Linked DNA regions of Homo sapiens: region 2 is linked to region 1. A link is an interaction called in ENCODE POLR2A ChIA-PET data of the cell type or tissue named here. Cell type or tissue: Panc1. All regions are shown on one strand. Each heading gives the region's core, and the rest is flanking DNA. Links, peaks and the distances in the headings are about the cores only. Region 1 overlaps SLC35F6 (solute carrier family 35 member F6). Region 2 overlaps OTOF (otoferlin).

The links. ChIA-PET counts read pairs that join two places held together with the same protein. Peaks named below come from ENCODE experiments on the same cell type or tissue, not always from the same donor. Only the 100,000 strongest peaks of a DNase experiment are listed, where the experiment ranks them.
Region 2: POLR2A ChIA-PET joins it to region 1 with 5 read pairs; 1 of 35 experiments calls an interaction of 5 or more read pairs at or near these places.

What each region holds. Positions count from the first base shown.
Region 1 is chr2:26,767,773-26,777,330 of GRCh38, reverse strand. It overlaps SLC35F6 (solute carrier family 35 member F6), which reads right to left. Exons shown (of 6, transcript NM_017877.4): 2 at 3,008-3,080; 3 at 2,116-2,287; 4 at 1,655-1,867; 5 at 849-959. Among named protein-coding and RNA genes, the nearest start is that of SLC35F6, 8.3 kb to the right of the region's middle. In Panc1, for the core only: no CTCF peak of the experiment used is centred there; DNase peaks (open chromatin) are centred at 4,770 and 5,854; H3K27ac peaks cover 2,742 bases.
Region 2 is chr2:26,519,183-26,528,445 of GRCh38, reverse strand. OTOF (otoferlin) reads left to right here. Exons shown (of 47, transcript NM_194248.3): 3 at 526-614. Among named protein-coding and RNA genes, the nearest start is that of OTOF, 35 kb to the left of the region's middle. RefSeq lists a silencer at 6,986-7,151. In Panc1, for the core only: no CTCF peak of the experiment used is centred there; a DNase peak (open chromatin) is centred at 7,095; H3K27me3 peaks cover 1,036 bases.

The DNA.
Region 1 (9,558 bases), core at 3,269-7,268:
ATTCCTCCGTCATTTAAAGTCTAAATCTACTTGCCTGATGGTAAAGTTCTCTAATGACATGACCCTGACCTACTTAATTCCTGATTATTTCCCCAACATCAAACCTATACTGCACTCAAATTATTATTTTTTGAGATGGAGTCTCGTTCTGTTGCCCAGGCTGGAGTGCGGTGGCGCAATCTCGGCTTGCTGCAGCCTCTGCTCCCCCAGTTCAGGCGATTCTCCTGTCTCAGTCTCCTGAGTAGCTGGGACTACAGGCATGCGCCACCACGCCCAGCTAATTTTTGTATTTTTTGTAGAGACGGTTTTGCCATGTTGGGCAGGCTGGTTTCAAACTCCTGACCTCAAGTGATCCACCCGCTTTGGTCTCTCAAAAGTGCTGGGATTACAGGTATGAGCCACCGCACCTGGCCACACTCAAAATTATTCCTCACTGGTTTTCAAATTCACATCCAGTCCCCTGTGCCTTTGCTCTGTTTGGAGCTGCTCCTACTACTGCCTGTTGAAATTTGCAGCTCGAATGCCACCCTCCCTGCCCTGAGAGACTCAGATAGGCATGGCCAATGAGACATCAGTTGAGCACAAGTGGTCCAAACTTGAATTCACTGACTGCCCTTTCTTCCTGCTGGTCACCTCCTCTGAAGGGCTTGCATCTCATTCATCTCTGTCCTTGGTCTCCTCTAGTTCCTGACACAGCAGGTGTCAGAAGACTTGTCAAAACACATCTGGAAGGCAAGGCGGGGCAGGAAGTTCACCCCCCACAAGTGAACCCTGGCACCTTGTCCTGTGCTCAGCTCCCCAGGCTCCCTTCTACCCCACTCCTTCCAGGCCCCTGTGCCCACACACACCCTCAGTGCCAACTGCCCGCAGTGGGTGCACATTGTGTTTGTAGACGAACTTCTCCTCTAGCACCATCTGGATGGCAACGATGATCTGGGCCATGATGATCAACAGGTCCCCTGTGGGGAAGGAGGGACCCAGATGAGAACAGGGCTGCACTGGGGCTGGGGGCCAGGAGAGCATGGCCACAGCGACCAAACATGCCAGCCCCTGACCTCTGCAGGGCCCCCTATAGTTCATAGGCACAGTCACCACTGCCTGTCCCTGATTCCCTGGTTCCTGAGGGGCATGCCAGCAGTGCCAGGCTAAGGCCCCAGAGGCCTGCCTGTGTCTAAGAGCTGCCCCACGGGGTATGACGCAGGTCTTTCAAGAAGCAACAGGCTTTGAGATAGACATTTCTTGGTTGATCCTGACCCTAAGTGACCCAGGACAGTCATTTCATTGTAAAATGGGCTGTGATGCATCCGTTTGGGGCCTGTGGGAGTCACTGTGATGATGAACACACAGTGCTCAGCACCAGGCTGGGCACTTGGTAAGCACCTGTTCCTTTCCACTCCCAAATCCAGTAGTTTGCATGTCTGCATCTGTATCAAAGGACAAGCCAGCCCCTCGCCCTGCCCGGCCTGCCACTCATCCTTGGTGGAGCCACATCCCTTTGCAGTCTTCCCTACATTCTATCCATCACCTCCAGAGCTACCCACCTCACCCAGGGCTTGGTATATGGCACATGGCAGAGCTTGTATGAGTCTGTGCTGGGCTCCCAAGGAGGACAGGGCAGGATAGGGCAGCCCCGTGTCCCTGCCCCTGGCCGCACCTGTGATCACTTCGCTGAGCTTGTGCTGACTGTCGTGCTTGCTCAGGAGGTCAGCCAGGCCCACGACCACCAGCCCCGCGATGGTGGCTAGGATGCCCAGCCACTGGCTCAGCACCAGCCTCCGGCCCAGGAAGGCCACCGAGAACAGGCCAGTGAATATGATCACTGCACCCCGCAGCATCTGGAAGCTGGAGGCACTGGTCATGTTCAGAGCTAGGAAAGGAGAAACAAATTACAGTTAGCTTCCCAAGGCGAAGGCCATCTGTCACTAAGGGGTCTTTGGTGATAGACATGCCAAGCTCATAGTAAGCGCTCGATCAGTCCTGCCTGTGTGCCTGTGCGTGTGAAGTCTGGGGGAATGGTGGGATGAAGTGGAGGTGGGTGGGATAGGGCTGTTTCACCAGTAGCCCCTTCAGCCACAGCTTCCCCTGAGCCCTTCTCAGCCTGGCCTGGTTACTCACCCACATACATGAGGCTGGTCCCTGTCATGTCACAGAGCGCTGGGGGCAGGAAAAGAAGAGGGTTGAAGGGCTGCTGGGGGTCTACGCTGGAGTCTGATTGCCCTGCAGCTCTGCATCGGAGGAGGTAGAAGGCAGCCAGGCAGGAGAATTCTCCCAGGAACATGCCCACTGCCTGCAGGGATGAAAACCCGAGGACTTCAGAGCTGGAAGGGATCTCGGGGATCATCTTTAACTATTTTTTTTAATGCAAACTTTTGTCAAACAAGAGCTTACCCAGAACCCCAATATGTAAAATAGACAAATGCAGAGCTGCCATGGAGGCTAGAGACAGCCTCCTAGGTCTGCCCCAAAGCCCCCATACATCCTGATGAACCCTAAGGCTGTGCAGAGCCCTGTCTGAAAACCATCCATCTAGGCCAACCCCTAGTCAAATCGCAGGTGGAGAAGCCTAGACCCAAGAGAGGCTCAAAGACTTATGTAAGGCCACAAAGCAAGTTGCTGGTAGAGCTGGGGCTGACATTTGAGTCTCCTGATTCTCAGTTCAACGAACAGTGTCTTCCATTTATGGTGTCTGCCCTGTCCCAATTGGGGTCTGGGCTCCCAGTGGATAGAGAGCTGACTTTTGTCACTAGGGCTGATGTTTTCCACGTGTCCTGACTTGGATGTGGTGAGGACATGACCACTTGCCAGGACTTTCGCAGAGGATGGTGCTCTTTGCCCTATTCTAAACCTTGGATTCTGCTCTGGGGAGGGAAAGAGAGAAGTGGATGGCTCTTCTGGGAGCAGGAGACACCTCCACTCCTAAGTCAGGAAACAGCCTGGCCTCATGGCCGGGGGTGGCGCCTGGTCTGAGGCCCGGGAGACAGGAGGTAGGAGGGACAGGGCCAGATACCTGGAGGAAGGGATGCTGGAAGCTGTGCTCCTTGCTCCCTCCACAGCCCTCGGCCATGAAATTGTCCGCCCATCTGTAGGAGAGAGAGGGAAGGTCAGACCCTGTCAGCATCCTACCCTGGTGCTAGTGAAGAGGCTCACACCTCTCAATGTCAAGAGGCCCAGACCTGGGTGACCCGGCCCCAGAGTGGGGCTCCCTCTCAAAGGGGTCAGTCTTCACCTCAAGGAGTTTTAACTTGGCATTTCCTCAAGTCACTGTGTCTGTGCCTCTGTAATGCACAGAAATCACAGATACTCTCATGATCACATTACAGTCATTGTATATATCGTGAGGTATCATTTACACTCATCACTCATGAACATTACAGTAGTCAGACCCACTTATAACAATGTAGTAGAAAGCATTTCTATATAGCTGGGCGCAGTGGCTCACGCCTGTAATCCCGACACTTTGGGAGGCTGAGGTGGGTGGATCACTTGACGTCTGGAGTTCGAGACCGCCTGGCCAACATGGTGAAACCCCGTCTCTACTAAAAATACAAAAATTAGCCGGGCGTGGTGGTACAAGCCTGTAATCCCAGCTACTCAGGAGGCTGAGGCATGAGACTCACTTGAACCTGGGGGACAGAGGCTGCAGTGAGCCGATATTGCACCACTGCACTCCAGCCTAGGTGATGGAGCAAGATCCTGTCTCAGAAAAAAAAAAAAAAAGCATATCTATATATATTCTATATCACGAATTTGCTTTTTTAAGTGTTTGATAACTGTATTTCAATTTAATTGACTTCTTTTGTAATCCTTGGTCTTTTTTTTTTTTTTTTCTTAATGGAGTCTCGCTCTGTCGCCCAGGCTGGAGTGCAGTGGCAAGATCTCGGCTCACTGCAAGCTCCGTCTCCCGGGTTCACGCCATTCTCCTGCCTCAGCCTCCTGAGCAGCTGGGACTACAGGCGCCCGACACCACGCCTGGCTAATTTTTTTTTGTATTTTTAGTAGAGACGGTGTTTCACCGTGTTAGCCAGGATGGTCTCAATCTCCTGACCTTGTGAACCACCCTCCTCAGCCTCCCAACGTGCTGGAATTACAGGCGTGAGCCACCGTGCCTGGCCCAATCCTTGGTCTTATTTACACGTTTTAAAACATTACTGTAAGAAGAGGTCCATAGGCTGTGCCAGACTGTCAAAGAGTCCCATGGCATGAAAAATATCAAGAACCTCTGGTCTACAGGAGTATTTGGGTCCTGGGAAATGACTTAATACAGACCACCTGCTCACCTTCAAAAAGCCTGAATGGTTTGGAAGATCTTTCTAATGCTGACTTTCAAGCAGGTGGCAAAGACATCACACTCATGGCATGACCTCCCAGTCAGCACCCGGCAGATGGTGATGACTGATTATGACATACTTCCCCGATGAGCCTAGACACAAGCCCAGAATCCTTTGTGGCATAGTGCTTTGGGCAGCTTAACCACCAATCACTCTGAACTGTCTGCCATCTGTGCATGAAAATTCTCTGTCTTGAATTTCGTCTTTGCTGGGCTTGGTTAGGTCTGTGGAATCTTGTCTAATCTTTCATTTGAAAGCCCTTTAGGTACCTGGGGACTTGTTGACCTTCTTCTGAATCTTCTCATCTCCTGGCTAAACAGCTCCAGCCTCTCCTAACCTTTCACCCCTGGCCACTGACTTCTGGAAGTACTCTGGTGTACCCAGGCCCAGAGCCAAGAGCATGTGATCTGGCCCAGACTGAGGCTAGCAAGGCGTGGCCCTCCCTCATGTTGACACCCTGGGTTCGTTGACACAGCTCCAAATGCATCAGTAACATCATGTGCTGACTGAAGTCAACACAGTCCCAGAGCCGTTTCCTGTGGGCCACCGACCTGCTCCCACTGCAGCATATCCTGCATAGGCAGTGGATGTCTTTAAAGTGCAAGACTCGGGACTTCTTTTTATTAAATGCCTTTCCTTGAAATGTCTTTCCAGGGCAGTCAGATTGCAGTGCACAGCCCTGCACTGCCATTGGCTCATCTCTGTAGCGAGCCTCAGCTCCCAAAGGGCGGGGGAGTCCTCTGGTTCCTGTACCTCCCCCGCAGCACCCAGAGCATGTGCCACTGGTTGTGCCGCAGTTAGGGTCTAGGTTTGACAAAGTCCCTGTCCAGCTTTGGCTTCTCTATATGCCTCTGAGTTTGCGGAAGAAAACAGGGCTATGGCAAACCTATTCCATAGTGAGAGACCCCACCAGCTCCTGGAGATGTGGAGAAAGAGGGGTAGTTAAGATTCCTTGTGGTTCTTGGGAATGGCAGGGGCAAAGGAGAGTTGAAGGGAGAAGTTCGGACAGAACTGTTTAGAAGGCAGAGAGAAACCTGGAGCCTGGCATGGCTTGGGGACCAGGCTGTAACCAGTACCAGTGGGGCAAAGAAAGCGCCTGCTATGGAACAGGGAGTCTGGGAGCTGGGGAAGCCTCCACCCCAGGTCAGGAAACACCTGACCTCATGGGCTGGAGTCTCACTTCTTTCTCTTTTTTTTTTTAGAGAGAGGGTCTCACTATGTTGCCATGGCTGGTCTTGAACTCCTGGGCTCAAGCAATCCTCCCGCCTCAGCCTCCTGAGTTGCTGAGATTATAGGCATGAGCCACTGCACCCATGGTGCCTAATTTCTGCCTGATATGCTGTTGGCTCTTGGATCCCTGGCCAGGACAGGACATGGAACATGGGTAAGGGCCACAGACCCAGCAGGGCTGCTCTCGAACCCAGTCTTGCTTTTGCAGAAAGAGCCCCCTGAGAAGGCCTGCATGAGGCAACTGAGTGAAACAGAGGCAAAGCAAGGAAGAGAGAAGAGGTCAAGCCTTACCAAGGGCACAGAGCCAACTGCCCAGAGCAAGTGAAGTCAGAGAGATGGGAATCCCCAGGCCAGGAGCCAAGTTTCCTCTAGGAGGGACAAGGGAGCTATTGCCAGGCCATGAAGGTTGATCAGAAGCTTCAGGCAAGGATTATTATTTATTTTATTATTATTTTTGTCTGTAGGGGGCAGGTATGGAAGCTGAGGCCACATTTCCATGAGTCCTACTTCCCACCTGAGTCTGAGGGCCCCCTGCTGGTAGAACAAGTTGGTCCATAGGGGAAACCCCTCGGGGCCTGTCCTTCCCCAAGGCTGGGGCGCTTCTTGGGGAGCTGACTGTAGGGCTGGTGCTGAGCTCCCCACCTCCCACAGGGGTTGTCTTCGCTTTCTCCACGGGTAGGTCTGCCTAGACAGGCCTGGCTGGCAGCGCTCCCGGCTGGGGAAATGGTATCTCTTTGTATCTGAGGGCCTGGGGCAGGCTGACAGCCCAAGGGATTGGGTGTCAGCAGCATGGGCTGCCTTGCCCAGCCTGAGATGCTCAGGCCTGCAGGTACCTTGGGGCAGAAAGCCAGGCTTCTCATCCTGGATTGGAGACAGGTTTCGACTCCTGGCGCAGAATCAGAAAAGACCCCAGCCTCACAGGCTAGAACAAAAATCCAGCCCCAGTTTGCCTGGGGATGACAGCAGTGACCCCTAAGGTGGGCAGCACTTTGCTGTCAGTTCTTCACAACGTTTGTTGTTTGTTGTCTTTTGTTTTTGTTCTTGTTTTTTTTTTTGAAACGGAGCCTCCCTCTGTCACCCAGGCTGGAGTGTAGCAGCGCGATCTTGGCTCACTGCAACCTCTGCTTTCCAGGTTCAAGTGATTCTCCTGCCTTAACCTCCCAAGTAGCTGGGATTACGGGCACCCACCACCATGCCCAGCTAATTTTTATATTTTTTGTAGAGACGGAGTTTCACCATGTTGGCCAGGATGGTCTCGAACTCCTGACCTCAAGTGATCCACCCGTATCAATCTCCCAAAGTGATCGGATTACAGGTATAAGCCTCTGCGTCCGGCCAACAACGTTTGTTTTTTTGTTTTGTTTTTCAGACAGGGTATTACTCTGTCACTGAGGCTGGAGTGCAGTGGCACAATCACGGCTCACTACAGCCTCAGCCTCCCAAGGCTCATATGATCCTCTCACCTCAGCCTCCTGAGTAGCTGGGACTACAGGCATGGGCCACCATGCCCGGCTAATTTTTGTATTTTTTGCAAAGATGCAGCCTTGTTTATGCTGCCCAGGCTAGTCTCGAACTCCTGGCCTCAAGAGATTGACCTGCCTCAGCCTCCCGAAGTGCTGGGATTACAGGTGTGAGCCACTGCACCCAGCCCATGTTTCCTTAAATGCACAATTCATAGGACACTTCATGGGGACTGTCCCGTTAAGCCTTACAACAAGGATCCTCATTTTAGATGGGGACTCTGAGGCTTAAGGCAGATCCAGGGTTAAACCTTGCTTGAATTTATACTCAGAAAAGGCAGAATACAGAGAAAACCCAGAGTTTTGAGTCCCACAGGCTGGACAAGTTACAGGGTAATCATACCAACACTGACAAACTGTCAGAAGCAATACATGATATAAGGATATATACATGACCTGGCACATGGCAGGTATTCAGCAAAACTCATTTTCTGCCCCTTCTCCTTTCCCTTCACTGAGCAGAAGCCATCTCCCCCTTGGGTTCAGCGTGGCCCCAGCTCCCCTTCAGCCTGAAAGCTACTGGAAAAACGTCTGGAACCTGTCCTGCTGGCTGAGGCAGAGGTGGCTGGAGGGACCTCAGGCTATTGTCCCTGCAGTTCACAGAGCCAAAATGCTGAAACAGAAGAAACTCAGCCATCAGCTGAACTCCTTATTTGACAGACAGGAACCCAGGGGCCAGAGAGGGCTCGAGGGGCTCACGGCTCCTCAGATGTTGAAACAGGGCCAGTACACTGGAAGCTCAGCAGGCAGTCATGCGCCCCCTCCCTGATGCTCTGAAGCTCTCCTCTGAGTTCTTGCTCCCCTAGCTGGTGGGAGGAGAGGGGCAGCCCAGTAGGTGGGCCTGTCTTCTCCACAGACACTGTATTCTAGGGGAGATGACCTCCAGGGCAGGAGGCCCGAAGGGTCCTAGCGGGGACAAGCTGAGGCCGCTCCTTTTGGCGGGCAGGCTGGGGAGTAGGCTCTCCGTGCTGGGTGGTGAGTCACTCCCTAGCATGGCCAGGCCCAAACTCAAAGCTCAGCATTCTGGGAGGTGTGCACGTCCACGTGAACGGGGGTGGCGAAAACAGACTGAGGAAGTGGCGATGGGGCTGGCTTGGGCAGATTAGCTGTGGCCATTCCCACAGAATCTCTGCCACTTCCTCTTGTGTCCCCAGCTTGTCAAGCCCAGTGAGTCCCCTTCTTTCTCCTGCCTGGGACCTACAGAAGGGCCAAGGCTTCTCCACTCTCTGGGGTGCCACAGCAGGTGGCCCTGGCTCCTGAGGTGACAATGGTGAGCCCTCTCATCTCCATGGAATGGAAAACTTTCCTTAAGCTGGGTGTGGTGGTGCATGCCTGTAATCCCAACACTTTGGGAGGCTGAGGCAGGTGGATTGCTTGAGCCCAGGAGTTTGAGACCAGCCTAGGAAACATGGCAAGACGCTGTCTCTACAAAAAATACAAAAATTAGGTGGGCACGGTGGCGGGTGTCTGTGGTCCCATCTACTTGGGAGGCTGAGGTGGGAGGATGGCTCAAGGTTGCAGTGAGCCTAGATGGCACCATTGCACTCCAGCCTGGGCAACAGAGAGAGACCGTGTCTTAAAAAAAAAAAAAAAAAAGGCTGGGCACAGTGGCTCATGCCTGTAATCCCAGCACTTTGGGAGGCCGAGATGGGCGAGGTCAGGAGATCGAGACCATCCTGGCTAACACAATGAAACCCTGTCTCTACTAAAAAAATACAAAAAAATTATCCGGGCATGGTGGCAGGCACCTGTAGTCCCAGTTACTCAGGAGGCTGAGGCATGAGAATGCGTTCACCCGGGAGGCGGAGCTTGCAGTGAGCTGAGATCACACCACTGCACTCCAGCCTGGATGACAGAGCCAGACTCCGTCTCAAAAAAAAAAAAAAAAGGAAACCTTCCTCAGTAGATCTTCAGTGTCCAGGAAGAAGGTACGGCAGGGATCACCAAGTCCATTTTACAGATGAGAAAACTGAGGCTCACAGAGGTCCAGTGGCTCATCTATTCCTCAGGTCCCAAGCCTCATGAACTTCCCACTCTACTACACTGTCCTCCTGAGTTAAGGCTTCCACAAGCTGGCCCAACAACCCCTTTGAAGCAATTATCCCATGCCAGTTCATGGAACCCAAGGGTGGTGGGGCAGCTGCCAAGGGCAAACATTGGAGCTGGCACAGAAAGGACACAGAAGAAGAGCAAACACCTCTTCTCTAGTAGAGGCCTAGTGGTTTCCAGGCTTCCTGCCACCTTCTTGGCAGGGTCCCTGGCCTGGGCATGAAAGGAAGTCAGGCTCATATCCCTGCCTGGCTGGGAGGGCCCTACAGCCTGCAGAACTTAGGAGGGGAGCTGAGCCTTACTTAGTGAGCATCTACTTGACCCTGGCTCTATTAATTAATTATTTATTATTATTATTTGTAGAGAACGAGGTCTCCCTATGTTGTCCAGGCTGATCTTGAACTCCTGGGCTCAAATGATCATCCCACCTC
Region 2 (9,263 bases), core at 5,264-9,263, 250 kb after region 1:
GAGGAGTGGTTTGAACTCAACACAGGAGTCTGGGGCAGAGCCTGTGCCAGTCAGGGTGATTCTGATGAGAGAGAGCTGGAAGCTCACAGCTCCATTCAGCACCCACCAAAAACCAGGCTCACACCCACATTCCTTGCTGTCTCCCTGGGACCCGACCACCACCCTGGTTGCACCACCCTCTCCCAACCCCCCTCAGGAGCTGGGAGGCCATGGAAGCAGCGCTGTGTAGGGAGTCAAAAGTCCTGGTAGGTCCAGGCTCTTCACCTACCACATGACCTTGGGCAGGTCCTCCAACATCTCTGAGCACCATCTTTGAAAGAGGAGTGGGCAACAATGCCGGCTCTACAAGGTGGTTGTTGGAACTAAATGAGATTCCAGGTGTCAATGCTTTGTCCCTGGGGAGCACTGGGCCCAAGTGAGGGGCCACTCTGACTGTTGGAGATCCCCACAAGAGATTCCCCTCCCACACCCCACGGCTCCTACCTGTTATTGCCACCGAAGCCGCAGTTGTCCCTCTCTCCCCAGACATTTCGGTGGCCGGTGGCCAGCAGCATCGACAGAAATGAGATGCTGGAGATTCAGGTTTTCAACTACAGCAAAGTCTTCAGCAACAAGTAAGTGTGGGATGGGGCAGGAGGGGCTGGGCCTGGACGGGCTGGGAGCCTGCTCTTCTCCTTGGGCTACCCTCTGTTTGGGGCTTAAAAAGGGGACCTACACTCCCAACCTGCCCTGGATTGATCTTCAAAGACCGAAGAAATCTTGGGCTGGTCTTTGATCCCCATTTTGATCCCTCTTCTTGTCTTCAGAATCCCCCAGTTCTCCCAGCTGCTGTCAGCCAAGAACACTCCACCCTCCTATCACCTCTGCTGTCTCCAACCCCATCAAAGCTTCCTGTCTTAAAGACTTAAAGCTTTAAGTCTCCCTCAATGCCACGCTGGGGTACAGTTACCCACTGGAGAGGCGAAAGGTGGAGGGGCTGATGATCTCCTCCAAGAGACACTCTGTAGCCCTGAGGGCAGGCTTGACAGTTTGGGGTGGTGGTTTAGGAGTCAGGCAAGCCTGATCTCAGACACTCAGGTCAGTCATCTACTGTGTGACCCTGGAAAGGTTACATAACCTCTCTGATTTCAATGTGCTCATGTGTGAAAAGGACAAGTATTTACCTCAAAGGGCAGCTGTGTGAATTAAATGAGATAGATATTCACTCACTCATTCAACAAATGTTTACTAAGCGTCGATTGTGTATCAGGTACTGAATTAGGTGATGCAGAGGGCGGGGTGCCTACCTTCATGGAGCTTGCACTCCACAAGTGAAGTACACCTGCCATACGAGCGTTATCACTATAAGGTGTTCAATAAAAGTAGTTGTCATCCTTCTCTCTGGGCCATGAGAAGAATTCAGAAGGATTTGAACACGCTGGAACAGTGGCTAAGTAATATCTTGGGTTAAAAAATCACAGCCAGGTGTGGCACACACCTGTAGTCCTAGGTCCTTGGGCAGATAAGGCGGGAGGATCATTTGATCCCAGTAATTTGAGGCTAGCCTGGGCAACATAGTGAGATCCCATCTCTTTAAAAAAAAATCGGTTGCTCTTATACAAGCTGGAGGTCATGGCTTAACTGTAACATGTCCAAGAAGGTATGGAGGTGTTAGCTCACTGAGGACTCAGAATGACTCAACAGTGGGAGGAGACTACAAACAAAAGAAAAGTAGGCCTCATCCTAAATCATACTAATAGAATTAAAGCACTCCTGATCTGAGCAGGAGAGACAAGGAGTCCACTGCTCTGATACTAGTGGCAGAGAATTCCTGTAGGCACCACCCTATAGTTTCCAGGAGGAAAGGGACTTTAAGTGTTACCTTATAACAAATGGATGAGAGCCTGAAAGGGAAAATCATAGAGGACATATTCATCCATTCATCCATCCATTGATCCATTCATCCATCCATCCATCTATCATTCCTGTTATTCATCCATCTGCCTATCCATTTGTCTGTCCATCAATTGATTTATCCACCCTTCCTTTCTTTCATCCATCCTTCCATCCTTTCATCCATCCATTCATCAATCCATCCCTCCATCCATTTATCAATTCATTTATCCACCCATTTATCCATCTATCCATTCATCCGTCCATCCTTTCATTCATCCTATCCATCCACTCATCCATCCATCCATCCATCCATTCACCCATCCTTCCTTTCATCCATTCATTCATCAACCCAATCCTTCCATCTTTCCATCCATTCATCCACCACTTACCCTTTCATCCTTTCCATTCATCCTTCCATCCACTCATCCATCCATTCATCCATCCTTCCACCTTTTTTCTTTTCCTTTTTTTTTTTTTTTTTTTTGAGACAGAGTCTTGCTCTGTGGCCCACAGTGGAGTGCAGTGGCCTGATCTCGGCTCACTGCAACCTCCGCCTCTCTGGTTCAAGCAATTATCCTGTATCAGCCTCCTGAGTAGCTGGGATTAGAGGTGCTCACCACCGTGCCCAGCTAATTTTTGTATTTTTAGTAGAGATGGGGTTTCACCATGTTGGCCAGGTTGGTATCGAACTCCTGACCTCAAGTGATCTACCCTCCTCGGCCTCCCAAAGTGCTGGGATTACAGGCGTGAGCCACCACTTTTGGCCCATCCTTCTATCTTTCCATTCACTGATCCATCTATCGATCCATCCATTCTTTCATTCTTTCATCCATCCTTCCATCCATCATCCTTCCTTCCATCCATTCATCCATCCTTTCATTCTTCCATCCATTCATCCATCCATCCATCTTTTCACCCAACTTTGCAGTCACTCATCATACATATAGTGAACAAATGCTTTCTGCCAGTCAGACACTATGCTAGTCACTGGAGATACTGAGATGAGGTATTGAGGCACAGTCCCTGCCCCTACCCTCCCAGAAGGCTTTTTGCCACAGGAAGAGGAAAGAAAGGTGTGTACCTAGAGGCAGGATGAGGAACAGGCTGCTGGAAGACAGCAGACAACTGAAAGATAGCCAGTATTTTCCAGCCAATGTGCTGTCTTAGGAGGTAGTGAGCTCCTTGCCACTGGGAGAGGGTGAGCAAAGAGTGGACCACATTGTAGAGGGGATTTCTGAGTCAGGAAAGGCCCCACCATATGGGCTCCAAGGAGTCTCTGATTCTGTGGGTTTTATTAGGAGCTTTCAAAATCTCAGCTGAGTATGGGGCAAGGGCATTTCAGAAATGCTGTCAGGGCCACAGGGAGGATGTTTAGTGCACAAAGGCCTTCCCTTTGCCTCTCATGGCATCACACCATTCAGGCAGCTGCTTTTGGCACCCACAAGCAAGGTTGGTGAGACACCCCCCACCAGGGGCCCCCAAGGTGAAGCAGAGCCTTCTTCCCTGGGGTGAGATACCATGAGGGTGTGACCTATGAGGACAGGAGAAACAGGAACAAGTGGAAGGCTCACACACAGACCAAGTGGGTGTGAAAAAGGAAGGAGAATCGGAAGTCAAGCACCAGGGAGGGCACCTGAGAGCCCCTGAAGGAACCCAACCATAGGTGCCAAAGCATCCAGGAGCTTTACAGCTCAGCCACTACAGCCCTAGCTGTGCAGGAGGGGAAACCAAGTCTCAGAGGGGAACCTGAGGTCACATGGGTAGACAATGGTAGAGCCAGGGCTAGAATGCATGTCTGTTAACTTCTCTTCCTAATCCAACTCCCAGAAACCAAAATATTTGAGCAGTGATGGTGGAAACTGAGGGCATGGAAGACATTGTTAAATCATTTATAATGAAAGCCACCAGCCTAACCACTGAAATGCTGGAAACACTTGAGCCCATCAAAAGACTGCTACAAACAAATCAGAAGTATTTGGGAAATCGGGAAATTGACTCCCATGCAGTGAATATGTTGAAAGTTACAGCTTCTATTAGGTGTTTTTGGTTTTTGTTTTGTTCAGAGACAGAATCTCACTCTGTCACCCAGGCTGGAGTGCAGTGGCCTAGTCTCGGCTCATTGCAACCTCTGCCTCCTGAGTTCAAGTGATTCTCATGTCTTGGCCTCCCGAGTAGCTGGGACTACAGGTGCATGCCACCAGGCCTGGATAATTTTTGTATTTTTAGTAGAGACAGGGTTTTCCCCATGTTGGCCAGGATGGTCTCGAACTCCTGGCTTCAGGTAATAGACCTGCCTCAGCTTCCCAAAGTGCTGGGATTACAGGTGCCAGCCACCAAATCCAGCCTGTATTAGATGTTCTTAAGTGCCAATAAGAAGGAAGACAGAAAGGGGAATAGTTCCTATCCTAACTCTCCTCTTCTTCCCTCCCTGCCCCCATCCAAGAGAAGGCAGGAAACCCCACAAGGGGAGGCCCAGGCCTGGTGGGAGAGGTTCTGGCATTTCTTTGGAAGCCTAGAGAATGCCCAGGGCACTGCTGGCTGCAGAGCTGAGATGGGAAAGAAGAGGTCCCCTTGTGGAGAGCACAGGCCCAGGCTGACACAGGCCAGCTTGTGGGGGTCAGAGTGGGAGAGAGGTGTTTGGAATGATGTGAGACTCAAGTCTCCCCATCCTGGCATTTGCCTGGGCCAGGCCAGAGGAGCAATGAGGCCACTGCCCTCAACCCCCACATGGCCCAGTTCAGACCCCAGGCTCCTTCTCATGGGGCAGCTGAGTGGAAGGGGTCTTTGGGGTCTGCACTAGGCTTAGCAATGAGCAAAGCCATGGCCACTGCTGGGGACAGTGCCTGGCACATGGCAGGCTCCTGATTATTTTGTGGAATAAAAGAATGAATAAATGCCCCTGTGGTGTTAGGAGGCAGAGGGTAGGTATACAAGGTGGGAGAGCCTTTGAGAGGGAATCGGAGTGGCCCCTCTTCTCTGAAGGACTCAGGGCACTCAAGGGTGACACTCAGCATCACATGACCGATGCATTTGGGGAAATTGAGCTAAAAGAGGCATGGAGGAGCTGCCTGGGAGAGTGGGTCCCAGGACGAGAAATGAGCCTGATCCCATCACTGCCATCTCAGAGAGAGAGACTTGTCCTAGAAGCAGAGAGTAGCTTGGAAACTGGCCCCTCACCCAGTGGTTCTAGAGGCTGCCAGGAGGCAGAGACATGGTATGAAGGAAGGAGGCATCCTAGGCAGAAACCAGGAGACCTCCAGGTCTGCTTGGCCCCGTTTGGAACAAAGACCTGTGTCCAGGAACCTTGGGCTTCCCCATGAGAAAGAAATGTTCGGTTCAGAAGATTTTGTGCATCCAGCTCTGCCTGTCCGGGACCTCTGAGGGTCCATGGCCTGGCCTCCAGCCTCCTGCCTGCTAAGGATGCCAGGGACCCTGAATAATTCAGGAGCCAGGACAGCAGGAGAGGCCTCGCAGGGCCCAGGACACCTGACACGGGCTCCCAGGGGAAAGTGATGAATTATTGACAGGATTCTGGTGCCCAGTTGCCGCTCTATTGTGATCAGTCTGTGGGCCCATCTGGGCTGGAGGCCTTTTCCTGCCGGCTAATTACGTGGGGATCTTAGCTCTGCCCAGCCGCCCAGCCCCTCGTGGGGCCAGACAGCCTCCTGTGAGGGGTGTCCTCTTTGCCATGGTGACCTGGATGGCCCTGTAAGGCAAGTAGTCAGAGGACATGGAGTTAGCCCCAGATCCTTTGCCTGACAGCCCCAGGGAAACTGAGGCCCAGAGAGGCCTCTTGTCCAGGGTCACACAGCAGGTTCAGGACAGTCAGGTCTTCACCCCAGGCCTCCTGACACCCGGGCCAGTGCTCCTTCCCACAGAACACATGGCCTCACAACTCCATTTCTAGGGAAATGACTCAGCTGTCTAAGGAGCATATGAGCCCACCCTTCCTCAATCGTCCTGGGCCCCACTCTCCCAGGCAGCTCCTCCATGCTGACCCATGCAGAGGAGTAAGAACCTACTATGTGTGCAGCCAGGATGCACAAAGGCCAGCTGCGGCGGGCAGGGTCGCCTCTGGGGTCACCACAAGGGCCAGAGCCAGGGGCTTCTCCTACCTCTTCCTGTCCCAGCTTCTTCCCAAAGAATATCTATAGAAGACGGGCTGAGGGATGGCATCCTAGAAGCAGTGCCAGGGCCTTTGTTTTGAAACTGTTTTCATGGCAAGCACTGTGTTTTTGCTTAAATGGTATGTTACAGACCTGTAGAAAGAGTCAAGGTTTATAAAACTGCTTTTCTTTATACTTTACATAAGGCTGAGATAATATCAATTGTCCATGTCAAAAAATATAATTTTTACTTTTATTTGAGAGAGGTTGGGGGGTGAACTGTTAGGAGTTAAAACCCCCCAAGCCACTCTTGGAGGTGTGGCAAATTGATTCCTTTAATCTTGCAAGCTCCTAGCGTCCCAGTCCCACCCTCCAGGCCATAGACAAGCTCTGGCTGTGCGAGGCTGTGCACAGCTTGAAGGGTGGGGGACTGCCTGGACCTGCCCCTGAAGCCCATCCTGCAAAGGAGACTCGCCCTGTGTAGGCTCTCCAGATGGCCAGCCCTGCTCATTATTAGGGAGGGAGGAGGGGCTGGCATCCGAGTGCCGGTGTTGGTAGAGGAATTTCACATGAGCAGTCTCCTCACCACTGTCCGGTGGAAGTCGGAGGGCTATAGCAGAAGGAGCCAAAACCACACTGCTGCCAGGAGGTGGAATCTCCCTTGGGTCCTGCTGAGTGAGCCCACATCTGTCTGACTCCAGAGCCCAGGCTCCTCACTGTCTACACCGCTTCCCTTTAGGGATGGAATTAATCTGCATGTGGACAGGGCTTGGACCAGGGTAGGAAGAGTAGGGGATTTGCCTGGAGGCCAATCTTGCTCAGCACACTGTGTGATTAAGGCAGTGGCTGAATGGACTACCAGTGACAGCCCCATCACTGTCACCACCACCGGAGTATCTAGCAGGGACTTAAAAGCACATGTCAGGGAGGTTGTTTCAGGGATTCCTCCTGGAAGGGGCGCTGGACAAGGTCTCTCAGGTTCTTCCCAAGTATAAGATCTGAGATTCAGGCAGGTTAAGCCTAGAAGGCACCAGACGCCTCTGTGAGCACTTGCAGGGGGAATAGCTCCACCCTGCCCCCTGGGAGTGTCTTGTCACATTGCAGCACCTCTGCGGATCCTGGGGAGCTGCCTTGGCTGTTCTTAGGCATCTAATTCTGGAGAAAGATGTGCCTGATCGCCCCACGCTCAACAGGTGCTCGACAGGTCCTAGGGGAATCAAGGCAGCTGAATAGCCATCCACAAAGGGTAATAGTAGAGCAGGGATTCTCAAAGTGTCTCCCCAGCCAGCAGCTTCAGCATCACCTGGAAACTTGTCAGAAATACACATTCTCAGGCCCTCTCCCACCCACTGAATCAGAGCCCTGGGGTCGGGGCCAGTGGTGTGAACTGAAGTCCGGTGGACCCAGTTTGGTGACTTCACATTAGAAGCTTGAAGTTGGCCATGGCGGGAGTATTTATATCTCAGAAACCAGCAAATGCTACAGATGAGCACCTCTCCTCTCCCACCAGTGACACATTTTCCAGCATATCCACAGAAGAGGATATCCCAGCCGTGCATGTTTTCACAAGCCCTCCAGGTGATTCTGCTCATGCTGAAGTTTGAGAACCACTGATTTAGAACAAAAAGGGGTGAGGCTGCAAAAAGATGAGTGTATTTTTTCGTGCCCGTGGTCTACTGTTAGAATGTCTACATGGTACGGAAGCTAAAAGTCCCCTTCCCTCTTCATTTTATAAAGACCAAATTGAGACTCAGGGGCAGCAGCTCCAGGGCTCCTGGCCCCCAGCCCAGCACTTCTGTCTCTGGGGCACTGCCTGAGCTGGGAGAGGTGCATGCAGCTATGGAAGAAGGCTTCCATGGGCTGCTCTAAGGGCCCAGAAGCCCAGTTCGGCTTTAGAGTGAAGGAGTGGCGTGGTCAGTTTCATCCTCAGGGAGGTGGGGCACAATGGTGGTTGGGGCTCTGAGCTCCAAAGGGGAGCATTTCATATCCATTCCTCATGGCTGCCCCTACCACTTCCTCCCCTCACACAGATGGGAAGATTTTTAAAAAATCAATGTTCACCCTCCACAGACCTCAGGGTGGTAGAGACATGAAGCATGTCTGAGTCAGAATTCATCTGATACCTCACCTCACCCAGATCTACCATTAATTAGCTGTGTCCCTTCCCCTTCCATGGCCTCACTGTCTTCCTCTATAAATCTCAGGCAGCATCAGATGATGCCCAAGGTCCCTTCCAGCTCTCACACGCCCTGGATGCTTCCCTCCCCTTTGTGCCTTCAGCTAGAAATGGTGTGTGTATTCTAATCCACTCTATGTGGAAGCACCATGTAAGAACGTCTGTCTGAGTTCCCTGTTCTCTCCCAGAGCAACAAACAGCCTTCTGACTGTGGGGTGCAATGGGGTTGAAGTCAACTCCATCAGCATTTATTGGGCACCCACTGTTGTTCATTAATTCAGCCAGCAGATATTGAGATCTCTAGTGTGCTAGAAATGTCAAACAGAGGCTAGAATAAAAAGCACCACCCATGCCCTTGAGAGGTTCACAGTTTAGAGGCAGTACATGAATCACGACAAAACGGACTGCTTTGGAGTGCTGGCTGTGTGCTGGGGGCTTTGACAAGAACACTCGCAGATGATCTCATTCAGTCCTCCAACAACAACTCTGTGAAGTAGGGCTTATCAGCTCATCTTATGAGAAAACCGACACTGAGAGAGCTTAAGGAAGTTGCCCAGGAAGCAGGTAGCTTGCTAGTCAGTGTCAGAGCTGGGTTCAGATCCCTGTCTCTTTGATGCCAGGACTGTGCTGTTAACCAAAGCATTGCACCGCCTCTCCCCTGCTGTGCAGTTCCATGGGCTCTGCCATCACACAGGTTCCTGCCATCCAGGAACTTACAGGCTGCAGATGTGGAATGGATGAGTGAGTGCTGTTGGTGTGGGCTGGAAACCTTGGTCATGGTTAGGCGGGTAGAAGCCGGAGGAGCTACTTGTCCATCCAGGAAACTCAGGTCCTTTCCCAGCCTCCACACTGAGCATCTGGAAGCTTCTCTGCAAGGGCTCAGCTAAAGCTGGATTTCATGCACCTTTCCCCGCAGTCTGTAGACATCCCCTAAGGGTGCTCACTGCCCCTTGGAGCTCTCCCAAGGAAATGGGCCTCCCACAAACAACCATCCACAGTGGGACATGCTGCCCTGGCTGCAACCAGTCCTGGCTCCTGGGCCACCTTCTCCAGCCCAGCCCAGAGCTGGAGCAAGCCCACCTGAGTCCTCCCCAAGCAGTCACAGC